Regions from separate parts of the Homo sapiens genome. Here region 1 is linked to region 2. A link is a loop called in an ENCODE intact Hi-C map of the cell type or tissue named here. Cell type or tissue: CD4-positive, alpha-beta T cell. All regions are shown on one strand. Links, peaks and the distances in the headings refer to the core of each region. The heading gives the core; the rest is flanking DNA.

Evidence for each region. A loop is a pair of places that touch in the nucleus more often than their neighbours do. Peaks named below come from ENCODE experiments on the same cell type or tissue, not always from the same donor. Only the 100,000 strongest peaks of a DNase experiment are listed, where the experiment ranks them.
Region 1: a loop joins it to region 2, with 2.7 times the contacts of the local background. A loop is called at or near these places in 28 of 110 quality-filtered maps.

What each region holds. Positions count from the first base shown.
Region 1 is chr3:32,362,124-32,367,497 of GRCh38, forward strand. All of the region lies in intron 2 of CMTM8 (CKLF like MARVEL transmembrane domain containing 8), which reads left to right. Among named protein-coding and RNA genes, the nearest start is that of CMTM7, 27 kb to the right of the region's middle. In CD4-positive, alpha-beta T cell, for the core only: no CTCF peak of the experiment used is centred there; no DNase peak of the experiment used is centred there.
Region 2 is chr3:32,672,540-32,677,913 of GRCh38, forward strand. No RefSeq gene overlaps it. Among named protein-coding and RNA genes, the nearest start is that of CNOT10, 10 kb to the right of the region's middle. In CD4-positive, alpha-beta T cell, for the core only: no CTCF peak of the experiment used is centred there; no DNase peak of the experiment used is centred there; H3K27me3 peaks cover 378 bases.

The DNA of each region.
Region 1 (5,374 bases), core at 75-5,074, 310 kb before region 2:
TCCGCCTCCCGGGTTCAAACAATTCTCCTGCTTCAGCCTCCTGAGTATCTGGGATTACAGGCGCTCACCACCACGCCCAGCTAATTTTTGTATTTTTTTAGTAGAGACGGGGTTTCACCGTGTTAGCCAGGCTGGTCTTGAACTCCTGACCTCAGGTAATCTGCCCGTCTTCGTCTCCCAAAGTGCTGGGATTACAGGCGAGAGCCACCGCACCTGGCCGGCAGTTACTATTTCTTAAGTACATACTATGTGCTAGATGTCACACTGGGTCCTTTATATTTTACATCATTTCATTTAATCCTTACAGTAACTCTGCAAAGATAGAATGCATTATTTCCATTTTGCAGATGAAGAAACTGGGGCACTGAGAGGATGCTTGAGAGCCAGGAATGGGAGGCAGGTCTTCTAATACCAACCACAGTTGTGAACCTTGGAGTCTGTTTGGCTCCCAGTATACACAGATATTCCAGTTTCTCTTGCCCTTGGAAGTAGCCATTTCCACTGTGCCATCCTGAGCAGGAAGTGCCAGCCCAGATGTTGGGTCTTGGCAGTCTTTTCAGCATAGCAGTTCTAAAGAGTCCCATTTGTTATTGTAAATCTTCCAAAAGACCCTTCTTCTAATGATGGTGCCAGAACTGAGCACATGACTTATTGGCAGGGGCTGAGAGTCAGAAAATGGGACCTTCCTGTTGCTCTGTCTCCAGCCAGCCTGCCTGAACCTACAGGCCTAAGTCCCTGCTGTCACCTGGTGGGATCATGTTATAACCAGGATCCACTGAGTCTTCCTGTCTCCTCTTAACCAGTCAATCCAAATGCCTTAGCCTGACGGGCACAGTCAATTTCTAAATGACTGCCTCTGGCCTCTAGCTGATACAATCATTAAACAGGAATAAGAAAAGTAAGTTACTGTGTATACTTTATAGTTTACACAACTCTTTAACAATATGGTCTCCTTTGAGATGGGTGAGACTTGTATAGTTTTTCCCATTTTGTAAATTGAGTACAATCAGTTTGATGGTAGGTTTAATCCCTATAAGAGAGGTCCAAAACAACATTGGTTTAAAACTTATTTCTCTCTCCTGTGATAGTCCAGAAGTAAGTCACCTGTTCTATAAGATCACCTGTGCCCCAGGTTCCTCCTTTCTTGTGACTCTGCCATCTTTAACAGTTGGCCTGTGGTCCAAGGTGGCAGCTTCAGCACCTGCCATCACATCTAGATTCCTAGTCAGGGGGAGAGAAGGTAAAAAGTGGGCAGTGGAGGGTACTTCTTCCCTTTAAGGCACAGTGTTGACATTGTATATGTTACATCTGCTCACATTCTGTTAGCCTAAACGTGGTCACCTGACCACATCTCCTTCCAAAGGAGGCTGGAAGGTGGAATCTTTAGGTGGCCATGTGCTCAGCTGGAAACTCCGTTACCATATAATAAGAGAGAAACATAGCAGGAGACAGCCAGCAGCTCTGCCACAGACGAAGCAGCTGAAGAGGTTATTTCCCCAAAGCCACATAGCTGTGAGCGCTGCATTGGCCCATCTCCTGTATCCTGCAGCCCTTCTTCTAGTTGCTTATCATATCTTCCTTCTTTCTTTTTTGGTTGTGGATTCAAAATACAGCTTTTTAGATGAAACCTACATGGAGATTCCCAACAGACCTGATTCAGTGTGTCTGGGGTAGGGCCTGGGAACATGCTTTTCTGACAGATTTCCAGATAGTGCTGATACCACTCCTGCACTTTGAGTAGCACTGAGCTCCTTTACTAGCTGGTTGTAGACAAGGTGGGGAGGGAAAAGGGGATTCTTAGCCAGCATCAGCCTGTACCTTTTCCTCAGCCTTTGCCCAGACCCAATCTCTTCTGTCAAGCATGAGTGTCTCTTCCACCAATGTGTGGTAATAGGGACTAGAGAGCCAGAAAGGCAAGCCGCAGGTGAAGCGGACATCCCTACCACCCTTAAGAAATGGACTCTGGGCCAGGTGCAGTGGCTCATGCCTTGTAATCCCAGCACTTTAGGAGTTCAAGGCAGGAGGATCACTTGAGCCCAGGAGTTCAAGACCAGCCTGGGCAACATAGCAAGACCTGTCTCTACTAAAAATAAAAATTAGGCCGGGTGCGGTGGCTCACGCCTGTAATCCCAGCACTTTGGGAGGCTGAGGCGGGTGGATCATGAAGTCAGGAGATCGAGACCATCTTGGCTAACCCAGTGAAACCCCATCTCTACTAAAAATACAAAAAATTAGCCAGGCGTGGTAGCATGCGCCTGTAGTCCCAGCTACTCAGGAGGCTGAGGCACGAGAATCGCTTGAACCTGAGAGGCAGAGGTTGCAGTGAGCCAAAATCACGCTACTGCAGTCAGCCTGGGTGACAGAGTAAGATTCTGTCTCAAAAGAAAAAAAAAGACAGAAAAGAAATGGACTCTGATGGAAAAGATGTGTACAAGGCTGATTATACTAAGCAGAGGGATATTTAAATAAATGCTAAGAAGAGAGGCAGGTGAAGCTCCAGGGGAGCCATCCTTCCCAAATGTTCACTTAAATTTTCAGCGGTTTGGGTATGCCAGATGGTGAACCTAGGTAGCTATGTCTTTAAACTCTTGAGGACTCTTGAGGATATCAGATGCCTGAAAATCTTGCCTTCTTAGCTGTCTGAATAGATGTAACACTAGGGACAGGAGCTGCTCATTATCCCCCACTATCCATTTTCTTCTGTAGTAATAGAAGTTTCAGTTGAGCCTTGGCCCCTCTGCCACTGGGTGGGCCCTGGGACTGAGTTCCAGCTGAGGGGATGTTCGCAGCAGTGATGTGTGAAGCACCATGGCCCTAAAGTGGGGCTGCTTTTTTTTCTTCTCCCCCTCCTCCCCTTCCTAGCAGCTGGGATTCTGCTGTGGTAGTGGGACACCTCCTGGGCCATGTGGAGAATGGTGAGACCCTGGAGATGGCCAAGTATTGTGGATGGAGCCTGTGTCCCTGTCACCCCGAGGCTGCCAGACCAGCTCTGGCTGCCTAAGCCTTAGATAGGAGTAAACTCTCTTTCCTAAGCCACCGTCTTGGGTCATGTCACCACAGCCAAATTTACTAACTGTATATTATCTCAGGGCTTCTTTCCATTATCTTGAGATCTGAGATTTATCTTAATATGTCCACAAGTACTATGCATAGCTGGGTAAAAATAAGCCGGTATTTGAGAAAAAAAAAAAGAGAGAAAGAGAACATTTTTATACCAAGGAGGGATTGACTTTCAGAAAAGAGTAGACTTCTCTCTCCTCCCTTCCTCCAAAAAAAGAAGTTGGAAACCTTCTGTTTTTGTGTGTGTGTTTTTGGTTGTTCTTTGTTTGTTTTTGTTTTTGAGATGGAGTCTCACTCTGTCACCCAGGCTGGAGTGCAGTGGCGTGATCTCGGCTCACTGCAACCTCCCTCTCCCAGGTTCAAGTGATTCTCAAGCCTCAGCCTCCTGAGTAGCTGGGATTACAGGGCCCATCGCCACATTTGCCTAATTTTTGTATTTTTAGTAGAGATGGGATTTCACCATGTTGGCCAGGCTGGTCTCGAACTCCTGACATCTCAGGTGATCTACTCGCCTCGGCCTCCCAGAGTGTTGGGATTACAGGTGTGAGCCACTGCACCCAGCGGAATTTTTAAATTACTATATTGTCCTTGTAGCTCTCTTTCACTGTGGCCCAGGGAACTGGCATTTCAGTTGGAGGAGCTATAAGATTTTTCAACTTGAATAGTCTCTGATCCAGGGCCTATTTCTCTATAGCAACAAGACCTCATGTTTCTATGAAACTCAGTAACATTCTAGAACCCTCTGAAGCTTCACATATCCCTCCTTCATTTCTGTAGCCCAGATTTCTTTTTTTAACCTTTATGACGATCCTGGTTTCTTTGCTCTTCTCTTTTCTTTCATCTCTCCACTTATTTTCACTACATTTCCTCCAACCCAGGCATTCCCCGGACATGTTTACTTTTGGGAGTGTTAAACAAGACTAGGGAAGTCACAAAGTTAGGCATTGTGAGATAGTGCCTGAGAGAGGCTTGTAATAAACTGGCAGAGCCCCCAGTGTGGGGGGCGCACAGAGGGAGAATGCCCCTGCCTTCTACTCACGTCTCTACCAACCCTCTTCCCCTTCCCCATTTCTTTCCAAGGGAAATAGCAGTTTCTTGTTTCTTTAGAGTTCAGAAAAAATGGGCCATACTTACTGAGAGATGGGATCATTGCATGTTCACAGGTCGTAGACTCAGAGAGTCTTTCTTTCCCCATCTCCTCTCTGGCCCCCTCGTCCACATGGGCTCGTGCACAAGGCCCAGGACGTCAGGGCAGTTCTGGCCAGGCTGAGCTTTCCCTGAATTCTCTTTCATTCATTCTCATTCATTCTTTCCTTGTATAAAGAACTAGACATGCATGAGAGCCCTGAAACCCATCCTCAAAGATGTTCGTTGCAGTAGCATTTGTAATCCTTGAAAAATTAGCAACATTGAAATGCCCATCAATAGGGGAAAAGTTAAATTATGAAGTATTAGTGGCAAGACAAGACTAAATGGCTTGGCAAGTATTAAATTTGCGTGACTCTATATTCTAAGAGGTGATATGGGGAAATAATACCAGTAAGAGCTTTTGTGTTAATGCACAGATGTGTTTCTAGACCAAAAAGTAAACAAAAGAACACAACCGACATTCCTAATGAGTCATTTAGTGAGACCAGGGCTTCTTAGGGGACAGTTTCGGCAGCCTGACCCTGGGTCTGACTGTGATGAAGCCCTTGTCTTAAAGGTTAAGTGCCCTGACCTGAAGACAGTGTGAGCACAGGTGGAGGTGGCGACAGGAACATACAACCTCTGCCACAAGGCCAGGGCCTGCAGTGGGAAAATTCTATGTAGCTTTTTTTTCTCTGAGAAGAAAGAGATTGCTTCCTCCCTTTCCCCTACCCCTTCCTCTGTCTCCAAGTTACTGAGGGAAAGATGTTAGACCACAGAGGGCCCACTCCTGAGAGGCATCCCCCTTCCTCCCCAGTTGGTTTCTGCTCTGGTTTCACCTCACCCCTGCCTCTCCCCTGTGTTCAGGCAGGACCCAGCTTTGCATGGTTTCCTATGCATGGTTCAGAGCATGGTTTCTTAGAGTTTAGACATAACTGAAAACCAAATACCTACCGGGACTTACATATCTTCTCTAAAAATAGGAACAAATAAGGTAAAGCCAAGGGTAACATTAGTTCCCAAAGGGCTGTAACCGCCTTTTTAAGAACTTGCAGCTAGGACAGAGGAGCTCATTTAAATATCCCTCCCTGTTTGGAATGGGGGGTTAGGGAATCAGCTGGGCCTGTTTTGGGGGACACTGTATTGCGCCTCTACGTCAGGGACACATGCAAGGGCTACAGCTGCG
Region 2 (5,374 bases), core at 66-5,065:
GGTTTCACCATGTTGGCCAGGCTGGTCTCCAACTCCTGACCTCCAGTGATCCACCTGCCTCGGCCTTCCAAAGTGCTGGGATTACAGGCATGAATCACCACATACAGCCAAAAATAATTCTTTTTTTTTTAAGGTGGCCAGGGGCAGTGGCTGACGCTTGTAATCTCAGCACTTTGGAAGGCTGAGGCGGGCAGATCACGTGGTCAGGAGTTTTGAGACCAGCCTGGCCAACAACATAGTGACGCCCCGTCTCTACCAAAAAAATACAAAAATTATTTGGGCATGGTGGCAGGCGCCCATAAGCCCAGCTACTCGGGAGGCTGAGGCAGGAGAATCGCTTGAACCCGGGAAGCGGAGGTTGCAGTGAGCCAAGATTGTGCCACTGCACTCCAGCCTGGGCGACAGAGCGAGAATCCGTCCTAAAAAAAAAGGTGTGCATCTACAAATGTCAGTAGAGAATTTGGTGTAAAAATATTGAATACAGAATGTCAATATTAAAGCCAATAGTTATTTCATATTTTTTCAGTTTTTAAAAGTATTGTCTTATGTTTTAGTAAGAGAACATATCTGAACTCCCAAAATAAGAGAATGGAACTAAGAAATTAGCTAAAACCGCTGTCAACCTGGCGTGACAGTGGACACTCAGCTTTTTCCCTTCAGGAGCAGCAGTCTTTTCCCCTGAGGAGCTGGACACAGTGAGGAGCTTGACATAGTGAGGGGAAGCAGGGAGAACAGACTATACTAAAATAATCTAGCCAGCCACCAAATAAACAGAGGAAGGGGACAGTATACAGAGTTACTACAATGTATTGTGTCCGGAAATGGTTCCTGCCGGTGGGTTCTTGGTCTCGCTGACTTCAAAAATGAAGCTGCGGACCCTCTCGGTGAGTGTTACAGTTCTTAAAGACAGTGTGTTCAGAGCTTGTTCCTTCAGATGTTCGGATGTGTCGGGAGTTTCCTCCTTCTGGTGGGTTCGTGGTCTCGCTAACTTCAGGAGTGAAGCTGCAGACCTTCGCTGTGAGTATTACAGCTCTTTAAAGGTGGCACGTCGGGAGTCGTTCCTTCCTCCAGGTGAGTTCATGGTCTCACTGACTTAAGGAGTGAAACTGCAGACCTTCACCCTGTTACAGCTCTCAAAGGTGGCAGGTCCAGAATGGTTGGTTTCTCCCACTGGGTTTGTGGTCTCGCTAGCTTCAACAGTAAAGCTGCAGACCTTCATGCTGAGTGCTACAGCTCATAAAGGTAGTGCGGACCCTAAGAGCAAACAGCAGCAAGATTTATTAGGAAAAGCAGAAAAACAAACCATCCACAGTGACCCCAGGGGGTTGCAGCCCCTGTGCAGGTGGCCTGCTTTTATTCCCTTATTTGGCCCCACCCACATCCTGCTGATTGGTCCACTTTACAGAGAGCTGATTGGTCCATTTTACAGAGTGCTGATTGGTCCGCTTTGACAGAGTGCTGATTGGTGCATTTACAAACCTTTAGCTAGACCCAGAGTGCTGATTGGTGCATTTACAATCCTTTAGCTAGACAGAAAAGTTCTCCAAGTCCCCACTCAACCCGGAAGCCCAGCTGGCTTAACATCTCAGTATTACTAAAATGTTACTGACAAAAACAATTATAGAACATACAAAGAAACAAGAAAGTGTGATTCACTCTAGAAAACAAACAACAAACAAAAAAATACAGGCAACAGATACTGCATGTGAGAGCAAGCAGACTTCAGATTTAACAAACAAATCCTTCAAAGTATAATACTTGTTATAGATATGTTGGAACAAACTAAAGGAAACCATGATTAAAGAAGTAAAGGGGCCAGGTGTGGTGGCTCACGCCTGTAACACCAGCACTTTGGGAGGCCAAGGAGGGTGGCTCATTTGAGATCAGGAGTTCAAGACAAGCCTGGCCAACATGGGGAAATACCGCCTCTACTAAAAATACAAAAATTAGCTGGGCGGTAGTGGCGTGCACCTGTAATCCCAGCTACTCAGGATACTGAGGCAGGAGAATCGGTTGAGCCTGGCAGGCCAAGGTTGCAATGAGCCAAGTTCACGCCACTGCACTCCAGCCTGGGCAGGCAACAGTGTGAGACTCTGTGTCAAAAATAAAAAAATAAAAATAAAAATAAATAAAAAGCCAAGAAGAAGAAGTAAAGGAGACTGGGCCCTGTGGCGCTTGCCTGTAATCCCAGCACTTTGGGAGTTCGAGGTGGATGGATCATTTGAGGTCAGAAGTTTGAGACCAGCCTGGCCAACATGGTGAAACCCCATCTCCACTAAAAATACAAAAAAAAAAAAAATTAGCTGTGCATGGTGGCACACGCCTGTAATCCCAGCTACTTGGGAGGCTGAGGCAGGAGAATCGCTTGAACCCAGGAGGCAGAGGTTGCAGTGAGCAGAGGTTGCACCACTGCACTCCAGCCTGGGTGACAGAGTGAGACTCCATCTCAAAAAAAAAAATTAAAAAATTAAAAATAAATTAAAAAAGGAGGAATCAAATAGTAGGAATTGGATGGAAGAGCTGAGAAACCAAGCAAAGGAGTAAAGCAACCCAGGCCTTAGCAACAGAAGAATACCACCACCACCCTCAGCTACAGGAGAAAGGGAAGGATGGAAGAGATGTTTCTGACATCCAAGGGCTGGCGTCACTGAACAAAGCCAGAACCATCATGGGACTGTTTGGGGATAAAGCCTTTGCCAGAAAGACTTCTGAGGCAGACATGGAAAGGGAGAAACACCTTGCCCTTCCTCTTGCCCCATAATCTCTCACTGATGCCTTCTGTTGACTGAATTTCACTGAAGCCAGCTGACATGGGAGCCTGGGAAGCAGCCTAGAGGAGTGAGCCCTGTGATACAGAGCAGAGCAGAGCACAACAAGGACAAAATGTAGAGCCAAGGGCAAAGGAAATCCCTTTCATGAGTTATAACCTTATAAATTATGGCTGAACTTTTTTTTTTTTTTTTTTTGAGACAGGTTCTCGATCTGTTACCCAGACTGGAATGAAATGGCAAGGATACTGCTCACTGCAGCCTTGACCTCCTGGGCTCAGGTGATCCTCACACCTCAGCCTCCCAAAGTGTTGAGATTATAGGTGTGAGCCACCACACCTGCCCCCACCTACCTTTAAAAACCCTTACTTGCAAGCCATCAAGAAGGTTGGATCTTAAGCATGAGCTGCCCAATTCTCCTTGCTTGGTGCCCTACAGATAAACACTCCTTTCTCCCACCACAAACCTTGGTGTGGGTATTTGGCCTTACTGTGCCAGGTGAAGGGACCCTGGTTCAGTTAGACAACATAAATATTTGCAGTGCATGTGTACTACCCAAGTACATGACTTCATTGACAAATAAGTATAATCCCAGGGCTTTGGGAGGCCAAGGCAGGTCAAACAAAATTTACCAGACTTGGGTCCAACGGTTACTACCACACTTTAAGTTAGCAAATAGCTTTCCCTTGGAAGCTTGATTTGAACAGCCAGTGAAAGAGAAGCACAGTTGGGCCAGGGGCTTGATGTCCCTGGGTATGTTACTGCTTTGGAAAAAGGGGCAGAAATTTATGCTTTTGCACCTTTGTAGTACTTCTTGGTAACAGAGTGTTCCTGTGATGAATCAGTTGCAAAACCATTTGTAGTTTCCATCTAAATCTTGATTATGGGAATAATAACACCTTGATTTAACCCTCAGGGACCTAGAAAGAGTCACATCTAGAGTCCAAGAACTCTTTTCAAGTTCTAGTTCTAATACTTACTAGCTGAGCAAGTTGATCTACTGATTTACTTTTCAGAAATCAAAAAAAGCCGCACTTTCCTTATCTATAAAATGGGTATGAATATCCTTATCACAGGGATGTTAAGGATAAAAAGAGAAATAATTGTACAAACTCTGTATGAAACCATCAAAGGCCATACAAAAGTAAAGACTGTTTAACACCCCGATATAGTGAGGAATTATATTTTAAAGTTGTGTGGTTACAGATATCATAGTGCTTACTACGCATCGGACGCATATACAAATCAATGGAAATACAATATTGATAATATTTAAAGGCAGAATTTGGAGATTACAGTTAGGGTGGTGGCAAGGGGATTCATGCCAAGAGATTGTCCCCGAAGTGTAATAGAAGATTTGAAAGATGTTAGTACAGTCTTTTTTTTTTTTTTTGAGATGGAGTCTCGCTCTGTCGCCAGGCTGGAGTGCACTGGCACGATCTTGGCTCACTGCAACCTCTGCCTCCCAGGTTCAAGCGATTCTCCTGCCTCGGCCTCCCGAGTAGTTGGGACTACAGGTGCACGCCACCACGCCTAGCTAATTTTTGTATTTTTAGTAGAGACGGGGTTTCACCATGTTGGCCAGGATGGTCTCAATCTCTTGACCTCGTGATCCGCCTGCCTTGGCCTCCCAAAGTGCTAGTAGTACAGTCTTTGGCAGTCAAAAAAGTCTTCTTGGGAAAATGACACTCGTCCTTCCTTGGAAGGTGATGGCATTGGCTACACAAGAGTGTGTGGCCAGGCACAGTGGCTCACGCCTGTAATCTCAGCACTTTGGGAGGCCAAGGCAGGTGGATCACCTGAGGTCAGAAATTCGAGACCAGCCTGGGCACATGGTGAGACCCCATCTCCATTAAAAATACAAAAATTAGCCAGGCATGATGCTGCATGCCTGTAGTCCCAGCTACTCAGGAGGCTGAGGCAAGAGGATTGCTTGAACCCAGGAGGCAGAGGTTGCAGTGAGCTGAAATTGTGCCACTGCACTCTAGCCTGCGTGACAGAGAGACTCAGTCTTAAAAAAAAAAAAAAAAAGAGCATGTGGAGTGGAGGCTAAAGGGGATTATAGACAAATGCCATGGCAAATGCAAAAAAACAATATAGTGCCTCTGAGGAACCCCAGTAATATGGCCAAAGTGGGGAGTATGGAGACATGAAGCCAGAGGTCACAGCCAGATTGTGAAGGCCCTTAAAAGTCCTTGTAGGTCGGGCACAGTGGTTCACACCTATAATCCCAGCAATTTGGGAGCCCAAGCCGGGTGGATCACCTGATATTAGGAGTTCGAGACCAGCCTGAGCACCATGGGGAAACCCTGTCTCTATTAAAAGTACAAAAAAATAGCCAGATGTGGTGGCGGGCACCCGTAATCCCAGCTACTCCAGAGGCTGAGGCAGGAGAATCACTTGAACCGGGAGTTGGAAGTTACAGTGAGCTAAGATCTCGCCATTGCACTCCACCCTGGGCAAGAGCAAAACTCCATCTCAAAAAAAAAAAAGGCCTTTTAAGGAGTTTGGACTTGGTACTAAGAGCATTGAATTGTCTTAAATGGGTGTGGATATAATCCAATTCATATTTCTAAAAATCTTTGGCTAAATGGAAGGATTCTGGA